3 separate regions of the Homo sapiens genome follow, and all the other regions are linked to region 1. The links are chromatin contacts, found by Hi-C or POLR2A ChIA-PET in ENCODE. All regions are on one chromosome and are shown on one strand. Each heading gives the region's core, a stretch centred on a gene start or an enhancer-like site at or near the end of the contact. The rest is flanking DNA. Distances are from core to core; before and after follow the strand shown.

Region 1 (4,818 bases), core at 627-3,126:
TAAGTGTTATAGCAGAAGGAAACAGAAAATGAGAGAATGTCAACTTGAAGCCATGTGTGTTTTTGTGAACATCATTTGCCACTTTCTTAAAGAGCCCCAGTTAGAGAAAAAATAATGCAGGAATCGAATTTTAGTCAGCTTGTTAGGTTCTGAACTGGACAGACTTTGTACCTTGGCATATGAGTAGCCATTCTAGAACCTTTTGAACTTTTGCCACCAAGTAATTCTGGAAAGGCTGACAGCCAGCAGTAGGTAATGGAAAAAGCCAGTATCCTCTGCCCGAGAAATTAAGGTGTGTATTATTCAGGTGGTTAAAGAAACTGCCTACCACAACAGCAATAGCTGGTAAGTAGCAGGATCATTCAGAGATGAAGGGATGGATCACAGGATGGTTGCTGTGCTGGACTTTCTCCCTAGAATTCATGATCATTGGCCAGGAGTGGTGGTTTACGCCTGTAATCCCAGCACTTTGGGAGGCTGAGGCGGGTGGATCATGAGGTCAGGAGATCGAGATCATCCTGGCCAACATTGTGAAACCTCATCTGTACTAAAAATACAAAAAAATTAGCTGGGCATGGTGGCGTGTGCCTGTAGTTTAAGCTTCTCGGGAGGCTGAGGCAGGAGAATCGTTTGAACCCGAGAGGCGGAGGTTGCAGTGAGCCGAGATCACGCCACTGCACTCCAGCCTGGGCGACAGAGCGAGACTCTGTCTCAGAAAAAAAAAAAAAAAAAAGAATTTGTGATCATTGTAGGAATTCGCAGTGTAGGGGAAATGGTACAGATTTTATAATCAGGAAAGACCTGTATTCAGTTCTCCATTTGACCACTTTCTGCCAGAGCCATGGGAACAGTTTTTTAATTTCTCTGACCCTGTTTCCTCACTTGGGAATATGACTTTTGCAGATCTGTTGGAAAATATTAAGGCCAAGAGGGATTTAAAATGAGATGTTGTCTAGCACTGAGTAGGAGCTTAATATCTATCCGTTCCTTTCTGCTTCAGTCAAAACTGAGCTTCATATGTAGAATGATTATTGTTTGTATTACATTCTCCATTTTGAGTATGGAACCATGAATGCCAACAGCTTGATAATAAAAGGAGCCGTTTGTCAAGAGACAGTCCTGTAAGCGCTTTTTAACCTGGTAGACTGTGCATGTAAGGGCAGGCAGGTTACAAATGCGAATCCCCATAGCCAGCACACTCTACATACAGCAGATTCTTAAGCCATCTGTGTACTCTTTTTAACACTGTACTGAAGTCCACTTAAGTCAGAGTTCAACAAAATGAATGAATGTAATCCCAGGACTATGGAACTTCTCTGTGATTACATAGCACAGAGAACTACGGAATCATTTTCTGGAAGAATGCACCATGCGATTATGCTCCATGTGGAATTGGTATATATAAATGTTGGTAGACTGTGAGGATGAGGTTGACAGGTTGATCTGAGTAGAGACCCTAGGAGGAACCGAGGATACTATGTAGTTTTGTTGTTGTTACTGTTTTGCAGTTCCTGGCTGCTCTGTGTTGGCAGCTGTGTGCACGCTTTCTCTTTTGAGCCAGCGAGGCACAAGACAAGTAATTTCCCATCTTGAATCTCTCACAGCTGCTGAGCTGTAGTGGATATACTGGGATGTGGCTATGAACTTTAAAAATTTGCATAAATCCAGCCCCTACTCCCCTGCAAAGGCTCAGTCTTGTCTTTACACCTTCCCCGAGGTAATTATTTTCTGGGGGGTAGGGGTGGGGGTTGGGAGGGTGAAGAAAGGAAGAAAAAGAAGGCCGATCACACTGGGCACCGGCGGAGGAAGCGTGGAGTCCATTGATCTAGGTACTTGTGGGGAGGGGAGAACCCGAGCAGCAGCTGCAAACGGAAGGGCTGTGAGCGAGCGGGCGGGCGGGTGGCTGGCAGCGAGGCCACCAGCAGGGGGGGCCCGGGCCGAGGCCGCGCCACCTCGGCACCACGCGGGCAGCCGGTGCGGCGGGGTCGCCACGGCCAGGGGAGCGCTGGGTGCCCACCATGGCAGTTATGCAAGCGGTGACCCCCTGGTCTTGCCTCCCCGCCGCCCTGCACTCCTTCCTCCCCGCTGCCGACACTTGGATCTCTCTAGCTCTTTCTCTCCCCTGTGTTTTCAAACAGGAAGTGCACGGCTGTCTATAACGTGCTGCCGGGTCTCAGGATGGAGGAGTGAAGTCTCCTGTCGCCGTGGTTCCAGCCTCCGGAGCTCGCCCAAGCCGCGTCCCCAGAGAGCGCCCTGAGAGAACAGGGTGGCCGCTTGGTCCAGGTGCGCGGGGTCGGGTCTGGGTCCAGGGAGCGGGTCGGGAAGTCTGCGGCACGGAGCACTGCTAGTGTCGGATCTGCATCTCCAGCTCTGTGCTGCAGCTTCACTTGCCCGCCCCCCACCACTGGCTTCTCACCCGGGGTCTCTGCCAAACTCTGGCTGCTGCCGCCCTGGGTTCGGGCCGGCGGAAGGCCCTGGGCGTGCGCTGCGGAGCCGCCTGCGAGGACTCCACTAGGGCGCTTTCCAGGCTGGACTGCCCCGGGCTGCGCTGGAGCTGCCAGTGCTCGGGGAGTCTTCCTGGAGTCCCCAGCTGCCCTCTCCACCCTCTCCTCCAGCTGCTGCTGCCTGAAGCAGCAGCTCTTTGTTCCTCCCTTACTGGTCTGGGGTCATACACATAAATGTCCTGGGAGGCAGGGTGGTGGGAGGGTAAGGGGTTGGGACGTAGGGAAGAGGAAGAAGATGAGTTGTGGGTGAAGTGTAAGGTGGACAGGAGAAAAGAATCTTAGTGTCCATGCTCAGAAATCAGCTCTTCAGCTGCTGAAACAGAGGACCCCGGTTCCTTGGTTTCTGTTTTGGGAAAGCCAGGCCATGCCAAACAGAGGGAATTAATGATGCAGGCACACACCGGAAAGGTAGGGACCAGGAATGAGGCACAGCAGCGAGTTCTGAGATGTTTAGTCTGGTGTCTGGCTTGTTAACTCCACTGTGGTTTCTGAGCCAGGCCTCCTCGCTGAGACAGAAGGTACTTTAACATATGAGCCAGGCATCTTTATTAATTCCATTTGTCATCAAAGTAAAATTGAGAGTGACTTTTCTCAAATTCACCAGGTAGATTATACTTTCACTTCCACATCGTGTTCCATCTCAAATGTTCATAGGAGAATAAAACACTAGGGTTGGTTTTATGCTACAGACGTTTTGCATCTTTATTTCCCTGGCAGGTCCAATCTTTCTCCAGAATAACTCAGATTGACTTCTCCCCCCAGTGAAAGCCTAGCCTTGTTTTACCGCCTGTTTATCTACCTGGTGAAACTCTAGTCTTGGGGAGGACACTAAGGGGAGTGGGATGGCTGAGAATAATCAGTTTGATGGGATCATTATATGGCCTCAAATTAAATGTTTGAGCCCTGTTAAAGCCAGTAGCATCTTCTTAATTTTTATTTCCGAGGAAGGGATGTGAGCATATGACTAGAGGGGAGGAAAGTGAGACTCTGCCAAAGAAGATCTCTCCCTGTAGCACAGAGGAAAAGTGAATCTGTGTAGCACAGTATCACATACACTGCGCGCTTTCACTTTATCGGGTAGCCAAGCCATCTAAGGAGTCAGGGTTAGGTGTAGAATTTACATTCATGACGTGGGATGCTGACTATAGCATTCTGATGCTGAAAATTTTATCATAAAACATATTTACTACATAATTAAGTTTGCTTTGAAAGGAAAATTTACCAGGGTGGTACAAATTTACCAGCTTGAGTACAAAACATGTAATCAATAAGTACATGGCATTAAGTAGCCAAAATGCACTATGAAAACTGAACAATTAAACTTATCCTTCCTAGATAGACATGAACTTCGTAAGTTTGAATTTAATTGTGAGATGGCTGTGTTTATGCCTCTTCTTGCCAAATACGTCATGAAAAGTGAGAAAGTAATCGAGAGAGATTCTTTTTATTTTGAGACGGTTTTTCATTCTGTCACCCAGGCTGGAGTGCAGTGACGTGATCTCAGCTCACTGCAATCTCTGCCGCCTGGGTTCAAGCGATTCTCCTGCCTCAGCCTCCTGAGTAGCTGAGATTACAGGTGCACGCCACCACACCCAGCGAATTTTTGTATTTTTAGTAGAGACAGGGTTTCACCATGTTGGCCAGGCTGGTCTCGAACTCCTAACCTCAAGTGATCTGCCCACCTCAGCCTTCCAAAATACTGGGAGGCCACCACACTCAGCCAGTCAAGAGAGATTCTTGAAAGACCTGTACAACCATAGTGTTTTGCAGCTACTTTTTTTTTTTTATTTTTGAGACGGAGGAGTTTTGCTCTTGTTGCCCTGGCTGGAGTGCAATGGTGCGATCTTGGCTTACCACAACCTCCGTCTCCCGGGTTCAAGCGACTCTTCTGCCACAGCCTCCCGAGTAGCTGGGATTACAGGCACGCACCACCTCGCTCAGCTAATTTTGTATTTTTAGTATTGATGGGGTTTATCCATGTTGGTCAGACTGGTCTAGAACTCCTCACCCCATGATCCACCCGCCTCGGCCTCCCAAAGTGCTGGGATTACAGGAGTGAGCCACTGCACCCAGCCACTGCCTCTACTTTTATACCTATGTGTGTTCCTTGCCCCCCAGTTTATTAATTTATTTGGGGACTTTCTTTAGCATCTGTCACTCTGCTCTAAGATACAGTAGAACAGCTTTTGTGAGCCTCCAAATCTCCCATTTAAGAACAGAGTCTCCTTCTATTCTAGTGATATTTAAACTCAGAAATCATAACTGGCCTTTAGATTGTCATGTTCTGTTTACACAGTGTATATGATGTATTTTT
Region 2 (4,818 bases), core at 1,251-3,750, 170 kb before region 1:
TGGGTTAGAAAGAGACTTTAGGTACCCGTGAGAATGTTTTACATAAAGTTTACCTAAAGTATTTTCCATTTCCTGCTTCTGGAAACATTGTGGGACCTGAATGGAGAAGCCAGAAGTGCAAAGTCATAATAATAATTTTAAAAAACAGTGAGCATTTGAACCAGTCTTAGAAAAATGAATGTTCTTTGTTGGCATATCTACAATAAAGCAAAACACTTAGCTGAAACATCAGGGAAAGGAAATGATAAATGTCATGGGGTAAAAGATGGTTAAATACTTAAGTATCTTGATTATATTAATTTGAACCATGAAAAGGAAGTAAGTACTCACTGTCCTTCTGTTTTGATTTGGTATACATTTCCCAGCATTCAAATTCTCAGCACAGAAGGTTCTTGCTGTTTTGCTGCACCAAGTTCTTGGAAATCACATACAGATCCCCCTAAAGGAGATTGGAACAGTGCAATATTTGGGGACTGCATTCTCCACCCAAGGATTTAGCATCAAATGAAAAACAGGTATAACCAAGAGCATAACACAAAAGAGCTTCAGTGGCTCTGGTAAAATTTTATTTTTTTAGCTATTTATTATAGAAGGATAAGTTTCACCCTAGTGACTCCTTCATGGACAGAAGCGGAATCCTTTATAACTTCTAAAAAGATCATTCCTCAGACTGGATTTCTCTCAGTGTCAGATTTTAGGCTACAGTGTTCAAGTCACAAATATGATTGCCCTGAATGCAATCCTGAAAGAGGTGAATTTCCAAATAGGTCCTTTTGCCAATGGATATCAAGTCTGAATTTCCCGTAAAGGAGATTGTTAGAGACTAAAATAATTTCCCTCTTTAAATGAAATGAGCTTGGACATTGGAATCTGAAAGCCCTGAGGTGGAATTTTTGCTATGCCCTTCACAGGCTTTCCAATCTTGGAGAAATTATTTAATCTCTCTTTGTGTGTTTCCTCTTCTGTACAGAAAAGATAATACCTACCTCGTGGATTTAATATGGAGGTTCAACAGATAACATGTTTAATGTCTGGCAGTTAGTAAGCATGATAACATTATATGTCAATTATATACCTTTTATTTCCTATTTAACCAACACAATTTTTTTGTTTCTTCTGTTTTTATAAATAATTCTATTTTAGTGTGGTACCTCAAATTAGGACAGAAGTCTCCAAACACCGATAAATTCTTATTCTCAAAAGTAAACTTCATTATTCACAATAACCAAGATGTAAAAATAACCAAAATGTCCATTGACAGATGAATAGAAAAAGAAAATGTAGTATATACACACAATGGAATACTACTCAGCCTTTAAAAAACAGGAAATTCTGCAATATGTGACAACATGGATGAATGAGGACGTTCTGATAAGTGAAATAAGCCAGTCACAGAAAGATATGTGATTCCATATGTGAAGTATCTAAAGTAGTCAAATTAATAAAATCAAAGAGAACACTGGTGGTTGCCAGGGGCTGGGGGGAGGGGAAATGGCGAGCTGTTAATACTAATCAATGGGCATAAAGTTTCTGTTTGCAACATGAGTAAGCTTTAAAGATCTGCTGTACAACATTGTACCTATAGTTACCCAAACTGTATGGTATGCTTAAAATTTTAAGCGGGTAGATCTTATATTGTGCTCTTACCAAAATAACATGTTTAAAAATCATAAAGTCATTATCATAGCTATCAAATTTGATTGTCATCTCTATTGCTAATATTAGTAGCTGTCATCTATTGAGTGCTAATTCCTGCCCAGTACCATGATTAGTGTTTGCCACTCTTACATGCTTCCCCAGCAATCCTGTGAAGCAAGATACTGTTCTTTTCCCCATTCTCAAGATGAGAAAACAGAAGGATTAAGTAAGTTTCTTGTGGTCACCCAGCTTACAAGTGACAGAGCCGGGATACAGACTCAGGCACCCTGACTTCAGTGCCATGCTCCCAACCACTATGATTCTGAAGTATTATTTTTATATTCTAGTACTATATTAATATGATTGTCTGCCCTTGAGAGGAGTCATTTATTGCCTTAATAACCAATGACAGATCTCCTCCAAAAAAGTAGAGATTGGACATGGAAAATGTAACCTAGGAGGATGTTTCTATTTCTTATGTTTGTTTCTTTTTTCTTTTGCCTTTTCCTATAATAAAACCAGATATTTGAGTGGAGATTCTATGTCATTTGCAGAAAAGTGAGTGGGTGGAAATAATCCATAATGTTTAACTTTTTTAATTATTTAAGATTATATATCACTGAAGAAAATCTCATTTGATCCCTGCAAACCCTTTCCCATTCCCCTTATTTAATTCTGTGAGTCAAAGAAAAGAAAGGTCCAGAATAGTTATTATATCAGCTTAGTTCTTATTATTAATACCATGCTTTCACTCCCTTGGATATTTTCTGTATTTAATCCGTTTACATGCTTTTTGCGTGTTGCCATAGTAAAGCTCATTCCGTGATGTGAGAGACCCTAGTGCTGAAGAAGGTTTTCTTAGCGTTAAACCTCGCATTTTCATTTCCGCATTTTATCTTGGTGTTACCAGGGCAACCCAAATAATTTCATTTTCTCTTCGAAGTTGATGCCCTTAGCCTGTTATACCCTCATGCTGACTCATTCATGTTCTTGCCATTTTTTTTCTAGTGTAATTCTGGTAACTACTTTCTTTACAACATATGTTTTCTGCTTTTCTTTCTATAATCATAGCAGCTAATGCATTGTTGGAGTAGTGGTTAAATATTTGGAGGGATTACAAATCCCACTGAAGATTGGAAAAGAGCTGTGGACTTTCTCTTCAGAAAAATGTCAATTTAAAAAATAATGAATGAAAATATTGAATATATAGAAGTTTATTCAAGTATCTCTTTACAAATCTATTTGGTTCTTAGCTTTTGAATAGCAAGTTGCAAGAGTTTATACAGCAAGGAATTTATCAAAAAAACTATCTGAATCTATTCCATCTTTAAATTTAGATTGTGAAAGTAAAGGTACCTGTTTATTTCTGTTTTCATATCTTCATCCCAGGGCAGTCCCATGCTTGGTTTTATACCCTGTTTGTCTCTGGCATGTCTCTTGGCAAACCACCTGCAGGAGTTAAAAAGCTAGTTGGTATGCATCTTTTCCAGTGCTGGCCTGGCTTATGCAAGCCCCTTGGGTTTGAATCAGTATAAAGAGCTGAAGAGCAAAGAAAGGGGATAATACATTTTTTGGTTTCCTTGTTTATAGATCTGTTACTCACATATGCTCTTTTTTTTCTTTCTTTTTATTTTTTTGAGATGGGGTCTGGCTCTGTCACCCAGGCTGGAGTGCAGTGGCTATTCATGGGTACCATCATAGCTCACTGCATCCTTAAACTCCTGGTCTCAAATGATTCTCCCACCTCAGCCACCCCAGTAGTCACATATTCTACTATAGCTTTTTATTTATCTTCTATCCCCAGTGCTTGGCACTTAGTAGTTAGGTAAAATGTGTTGAAAAAGGTTAGGGAGGGAAGAAGGTTAGAGAGGAGGAAAGGAGAAAAGGAAAGAGGAAGGGCATACTCAAGGAAGGGAAGAAAAAGAGAAAAGTGAAAAACAGATCAAAGGAGACTATCCTCTGAGCAAAGACAATCTCTGTGCATAGCTCAGAAGTCAGTTCCTAAGGAGGAATTCTAGGTGGATTTCGAGTGAGGGGCCCTCATGGCAGGCTGACACACATTTGGATAAATGCAGGAGAGTAAAGACATGGTTGACCCACATGTTGCTGCGTGTGTTCAGTCTCAGGAGATTGTTGAGCAGCCCATGACCGGTGATGACCATCCCACTGAGATTCTAACGGCCTTCAGTGCCTGTCATGAGAATTTTGTGAACTTGGTACAAACATAGGCTATTGAGCCAGATTTTAACATGGAATTAATGTGGAGGCATTAATGATGTTTACGCTGAATTAATGTGGAGGCATTGTGTGGAGGATGACCAAGTATAGGTCAGAGTCAGTTTGCATGTTCTAGAAGGCAGTTTTCTCCATTTAACAGCCACATGCAAGGTGAAGCTGTGAAGCTTTACATGAATCTGCAGAAAGCATGGGTAGATTTTCACACATACCGTACAAAACAACTTTTGGTGAATGAGTCTTGTGACTTTTTGCCAGTTCCATCTAAGAGCATGTCATGTGTTGCCCTCCTTGTCTCAGATCATCTGGACTGGCTCAGGCTACCCCTATCCTTATGTCTCTACAGATAGAAAATGACAGGGCCCAACCTTATTCAAAATAAACAGAAACAAAACATTTATGAGTAATGGATAGCAAAATGAAACATTTTAAGAGGGGAAAAACAAACAACAAAAAAAGCCATTACGTTGCAGACCCTTCACTCTGTCTGAAATGTTCTCCTGGCCTTGGCCTCCAATTTTACCTAGCTAACTGTTACTACTTATACTATACTTCATACTTCCATGCAAGCATCACTTCCTAAACCCCCAGTAGTTCAGGTCCTAACATATACTGTCAGAGTGACCTACACTTCTACTTCATCATGCTTGTCACAATTGTGATTAAATGGTTGTGTGTCATTGTTTACTGTCTGTCTTTCCACCATAATGCATGATTCATGAAGACGGGGATTATGTCTCTCTTACTCATCACTTTATTCACATTAACGAGCTCAATACCTTGCAGATAGAGCTATTCTAATACTTATAGAAAGAATAAATAAAGTTCCAGGCATCGTGGTAAGTGCTAGGAATATAAAGCTTTCAAAGACACCGCATCTGTCCTTTGGAAACGTTGTACTCCAGTAGCTATCTCCATTGATAATCTATTCAGCCTCTAGAAACA
Region 3 (4,818 bases), core at 646-3,145, 150 kb before region 1:
CTTTCTTGCACTTATGTAAAAGGATTAGAACCAGCACTTTTGCCTTACTTGTCTGACAAATATTTATTCATTTCTGAGCAAGTAGCTCTTTTCAAGGCTGCCATGAAATAAGAGCATGTATAAAGAGCATTCCTTAGATTACATCAATCCACATAAGAACAAATATAAACTCACTATAAGCCAGGAGAGTGTAGGAGTATATGTGTCTGTCCTATTCCTGTACAGTCATACACCCTCAAGGACCAATAGTGTAAACACCCAACTTTGTGCTATAAACAACACTATTCAAAAACTCAACACATTCAACAAAATAGACCATATCCTGAAAGGTCAACACGTTGCTTCCTGGAAAAATAAGATTGCTTTAGATCTCTGCTCAGTGACTCCAGGTTATCTTATTATGACCAAATCCAAAACAGCCCATGGGCAGACCGTTACCAAATATAGAATTAGCAGTTAGAAACCAGAAACAGGAACTGGAAGATGCAAGCCCCCTGGAAGCCCTAGGGGACCTGCCTTGTGATTGTGACATAGAAAAGACATTTCCTGCTTTCTGAATTTGGAGGGGAAAAAAGAATTATTTCAATGACAAAGCCACCTACAAAAAAATCCTGGAAGATTTAACCCAATCACTAGGAGCGAAGTGGCCAGCAGGGTCACACTATCAAAAAGGTTAGGACATGTGAGTTTTTTGGTTAGAGCTGATCCCCGCTTTGATTTTTAGGGCATACTGAAATTAATTTCTACTTCTCTGATTTAGAGCCATCAATGTCAGCTCCATGACAAATGACCTTCAGGTGAAAATGCTCATAGGCAGTTCACTGGAAAGTACAGGCAATCAGAATTATAGATTCCAGAATGATATCAGAAGACTTCATTTTGACAATGTGCCCTGAATTCTTGCTTCTACTCCCCCCATGCAGTCATCTGCTGTATACTGTCTGGGATTTCTAGTAGATCTTTTTCTTTGGCCAAATTTGAATTTTATAGATAGAAGCCCAGAAATTCTTACTTAGAATCAGTAATACTGATTACATCAGAATACTGATGAAATCACAGATAGAAGTGAAGGCTTAAAATCAAGACCTCATCTCAGATATGTTCCTTTTCTTTTATCTTTTCTTCCTTTTTTTTTTTTTTTTTTTTTTTTTTTTTGAGACAGAGTCTCACTCTGTCACCCAGGCTGGAGTGCAGAGGCGCGGTCTCGGCTCACTGCAACCTCTGCCTCCCAGTTCAAGCAATTCTCATACCTCAGCCACCTGAGTAGCTGGGTTTACAAGCATGCACCACCACACCCAGCTAATTTTTGTATTTTTAGTGGAGACAGAGTTTAACCATTTTGGCCAGGTTGGTCTTGAACTCCTGGCCTAGAGTGATCCACCCACCTCAGCCTTCCAAAGTGCTGGGATTACAGGTGTGAGCTACTGCACCGGCCCAGTTGTATAAAGTTTCCATGTACCCACCTTACATCTCCGTTCTACTAGGGTCTTTGGGGAATATAAAACAAAAATTATTTAGATAGTGAAAATAATTGTAAAGAGCAACCTTTGTCATCTCTGTGGGGATGGTAGTGAATGGTGTGAAAGAAACACTATTTCAAAACCTCTGTTACATCTAGTATCAAAAATATGCCTTAGTTGGGACCTTCTTTTTATGGTGGTTTATTTGAACTGACACTTTTGATCTTCCCTAGAATTTTACTTCTTGTCATCTATCACCTTGACAATTTTATGTGGACTGAATTCCAATTTTATGTGGACTGTATACAGGGTGGTTATAGGAATACAGGAATAAATTATATTCCAGGGAGAAAAAAGTGATATGGTGTATTACAGAAGATAAGACTTGTGGGGCATGGTAACATTCTACAGATGTCCACTTGGGGGTTTCTAGCAAACAAGGACTTTCAGCTCTGCTTCATTTTGTTTCGTTTGTTTTGTTATTTTGGAGACGAGTTCTCACTCTGTTGCGCAGGCTGCTTTGAAACTCCTGGGCTCTAGTGATCTTCCTGCCTCAGCTTCCTGAGTAGCTGGGATTACAGGTGCGTGACACCATGCCCAGCTTCTTTTTTTTTTTTTTTTTTTTTTGAGATGGAGTCTCACTCTGTCACCCAGGCTGGAATGTGTGCATTGGCATGATCTCACTGCAACTCCACTTCCCGGGTTCAAGTGGTTCTCCTGCCTCAGCTTCCCTAGTAGTTGAGATTACATCCATGCACCACCACACCCAGCTAATTTTTGTATTTTTAGTAGAGACGGGCTTTCACCATGTTGGCCAGAATGGTCTCAAACTTCTGACCTCAAGTGATCCACCCGCCTCAGCCTCCCAAAGTGCTGGGAGCCCAGCCCATGCCCAGCTTTTTTGTTATAATAGCACTTCCTGTTTCTAATAAAAGTATAAAGACTTTTTTTTTTTTTTTTTGATACAGAGTCTCACTGTCGCCCAGGCTGGAGTGCAGTGGCTCAATCTTGGCTCACTGCAACCTCCACCTCCTGGGTTCAAGCAATTCACCTGCCTCAGCCTCCCGAGTAACTGGGACTACAGACGTGAGCCACCATGCCCAGCTAATTTTTGTATTTTTAGTAGAGATGGGGTTTCACCATGTTGGCCAGGCTGGTCTCAAACTCCTGACCTCAGGTGATCTGCCCCCCTCGGGCTCCCAAAGTGCTGGGATTACAGGCATGAACCACCGCGCCCGGCCCTATATAAAGGCTTTTGAACATACATAGTGACATTTTTCATCATGTAATGACAAGTTCAAAATGTTAAGTTTCCTAAGAAGTGTTTGAACTACTGGCAGTAATAGGGTCAGCTATCTTAAAATAGAATTGGCATCTCCCTACTCAAGTTATTTTAGTTCTTAAAAGCTGGTGAGATTCTTTGCACTGATATCCAAAGCTGGGGCTATGTGACCTTAAGTTCAATATGTTAACTTACTGTTTAGGATGTTGATGTTAAATGTTATAGGTGATAGATATTGGACTCAGAAAATGCTTAATGCAAGCTGAGACAGTGTTGTAGTGATATTCACTTGTAGAACACTTGTATGCATGATTATATCAGTTAGTAGTCACTTAATTTTATATTTTTAGAATTCTGCAAAAATCTTTTGTCTAATAAATAGGCCATCAACTATCTCATCATTTTACCTTGTAAGAAACCTTATATGCTCACTGGAAATAGAAAACCTGGATTTAAAAAAAATAATAATTTCAGCTAGATCAAGTTAATTTAAAGAGAAAAAACAAAATCTTTCCCCAAAACTTCAAACAGAAAGCATGGGCTCTCTCATATGCTCTTAGTATGAGTTTAGGTGAAACACATGGCTTTTCTGAGGCCCAGTTTTATAAAATGAGCAGGATAGGCATCACTTCCATTTTACAGTTTTATTGTGAAAAAAATGGTGATAAAATAGAAATGTATTGTTTTTAGTCTCTTTAGAAACTGTAGACCTCAAAATGTCTTCTCTGGGCAATTACTCTGATCCTCCCCAATTGAAAAACAAAACAAAAAACTGCCTTCTCTTCATTTGGGGCATCTTCATATAGTCATAAGTGTGATTAGTTGAGTCTTGACAAACAGAGATTGAGAGAGGTCTTGAATCCAGGACCAAATGCCCTAATTCTGATAGCTACCTACATCTGTCTCCCAGAAGACTTTGCAGGAGCTATACAGACATAGTGGACAAGATCAGGCAGAAGAACATTTAATTAAAGCTAAGGTTCTGGCCCTAAACCACATTATCAGTTTCCTGGTGAGCTAGGCCACACTTCAGATAAGTCTCAAGCACTTTCTTTGCCTAAGCTCTGAAAAATCTACGTACCTGCAAAAAAAGTGGGGGTGTGGTAGGGAGTTCTGAAAAAAACTCCTTAGCTTCTTTTTCTACACCTTAATCTCTGCTGTGCTCAGGTCAAAGAAAGGTAATCTGAGTAAAGAACAGACAGAGGGGAGAGGGGAAGGGGAAGGGGAAGAGAGAAGAGGGAGGAAGAGAGAGGGGAGAGAGATATTGATTTATTATTGATTCTTCCTAAAGGTCATCTGAACAATCCTCTTCAGGCCCTCCTAGGCTACCATCAACTTCCCAGAGAGAGGCAGCTTCAAACCTGTTGTGTCACATCAGTTTTAAGGAAAAAGGGAGACTTCCAAATGATGACTCCCTTTAGAAGCTCTAAAGAGAGAGTCAAAACAGACTGGTCCCAAGGAGAAACAACCCCTTGTGACACCAGAGTTCAGTCCTTTTCCTTAAAGGTCACCATCTCTATCAAGCCCTCTTTCACCTAGAAAGAAGTAAGGAGGAGCAAAGAAGAGTCTTTTCTCCCCAGAGATCAGCCATTATCTGGATGATTCAGAAAAATGGAAAAGTGCGTAGATGAAATTCTCCCTCTATAGGTAAAAGACCTGTTTGTCTGAAATGTGTGGAACCTGTCTTATCCAAATTAATATTTATGGAATCCAAATAATCTTAACTTCTAAAAATTATAATAATGATTGAAAAAAAAATCACTTGCCATCCAGCACACATAAATGACTAACAAGTGCCATGACTCTTGCTTTAACTGCAAGCCTTCTATGATGCCATAACAAATTATGGATATTATCTTTTAAGGATGACACTATCTATTCCTTCATGTAGATTGGACCACAACCTGGCAGTTGATATCATCTCACTTGGGGAGATATTTTTATTTGCTAAAAATAAATAGCAAATTATTTTCCAATTATTATAGTAAATTTCTAAAATAATCATTTAAAAATATCCTTTTAGAACAGTTTTATTTGCATGCTTCCCATATTTAGAATTCTGTATCTTTGTCCTGT

Evidence for each region. A loop is a pair of places that touch in the nucleus more often than their neighbours do. ChIA-PET counts read pairs that join two places held with the same protein, here RNA polymerase II (POLR2A). Pooled maps may share reads with other maps.
Region 2: a pooled map shows a loop between it and region 1 (2.9-fold over the local background). The contact joins two enhancer-like sites. A Hi-C loop is called at or near these places in 2 of 50 pooled maps. POLR2A ChIA-PET finds 5 or more read pairs at or near these places in 3 of 52 experiments (GM12878, activated CD4-positive, alpha-beta T cell and activated T-cell).
Region 3: a pooled map shows a loop between it and region 1 (2.5-fold over the local background). The contact joins two enhancer-like sites. A Hi-C loop is called at or near these places in 3 of 50 pooled maps. POLR2A ChIA-PET finds 5 or more read pairs at or near these places in 4 of 52 experiments (GM12878, activated CD4-positive, alpha-beta T cell, activated T-cell and 1 more).

The regions. Positions count from the first base shown.
Region 1 is chr1:89,841,500-89,846,317 of GRCh38, forward strand. It overlaps LRRC8D (leucine rich repeat containing 8 VRAC subunit D), which reads left to right. Exons shown (of 3, transcript NM_001134479.2): 2 at 2,139-2,283. Among named protein-coding and RNA genes, the nearest start is that of LRRC8D-DT, 22 kb to the left of the region's middle. RefSeq lists silencers at 1,071-1,365, 1,889-2,108. Within about 2 kb of position 1,877, at least 37 of the 41 ENCODE cell types and tissues checked have a DNase peak (open chromatin) inside an H3K27ac peak, as active enhancers do; they include GM12878, where a contact is called at or near this core.
Region 2 is chr1:89,667,796-89,672,613 of GRCh38, forward strand. All of the region lies in intron 1 of LRRC8C (leucine rich repeat containing 8 VRAC subunit C), which reads left to right. Among named protein-coding and RNA genes, the nearest start is that of LRRC8C, 37 kb to the left of the region's middle. Within about 2 kb of position 2,501, at least 4 of the 41 ENCODE cell types and tissues checked have a DNase peak (open chromatin) inside an H3K27ac peak, as active enhancers do.
Region 3 is chr1:89,692,521-89,697,338 of GRCh38, forward strand. All of the region lies in intron 2 of LRRC8C (leucine rich repeat containing 8 VRAC subunit C), which reads left to right. Among named protein-coding and RNA genes, the nearest start is that of LRRC8C, 62 kb to the left of the region's middle. Within about 2 kb of position 1,896, at least 9 of the 41 ENCODE cell types and tissues checked have a DNase peak (open chromatin) inside an H3K27ac peak, as active enhancers do; they include GM12878, where a contact is called at or near this core.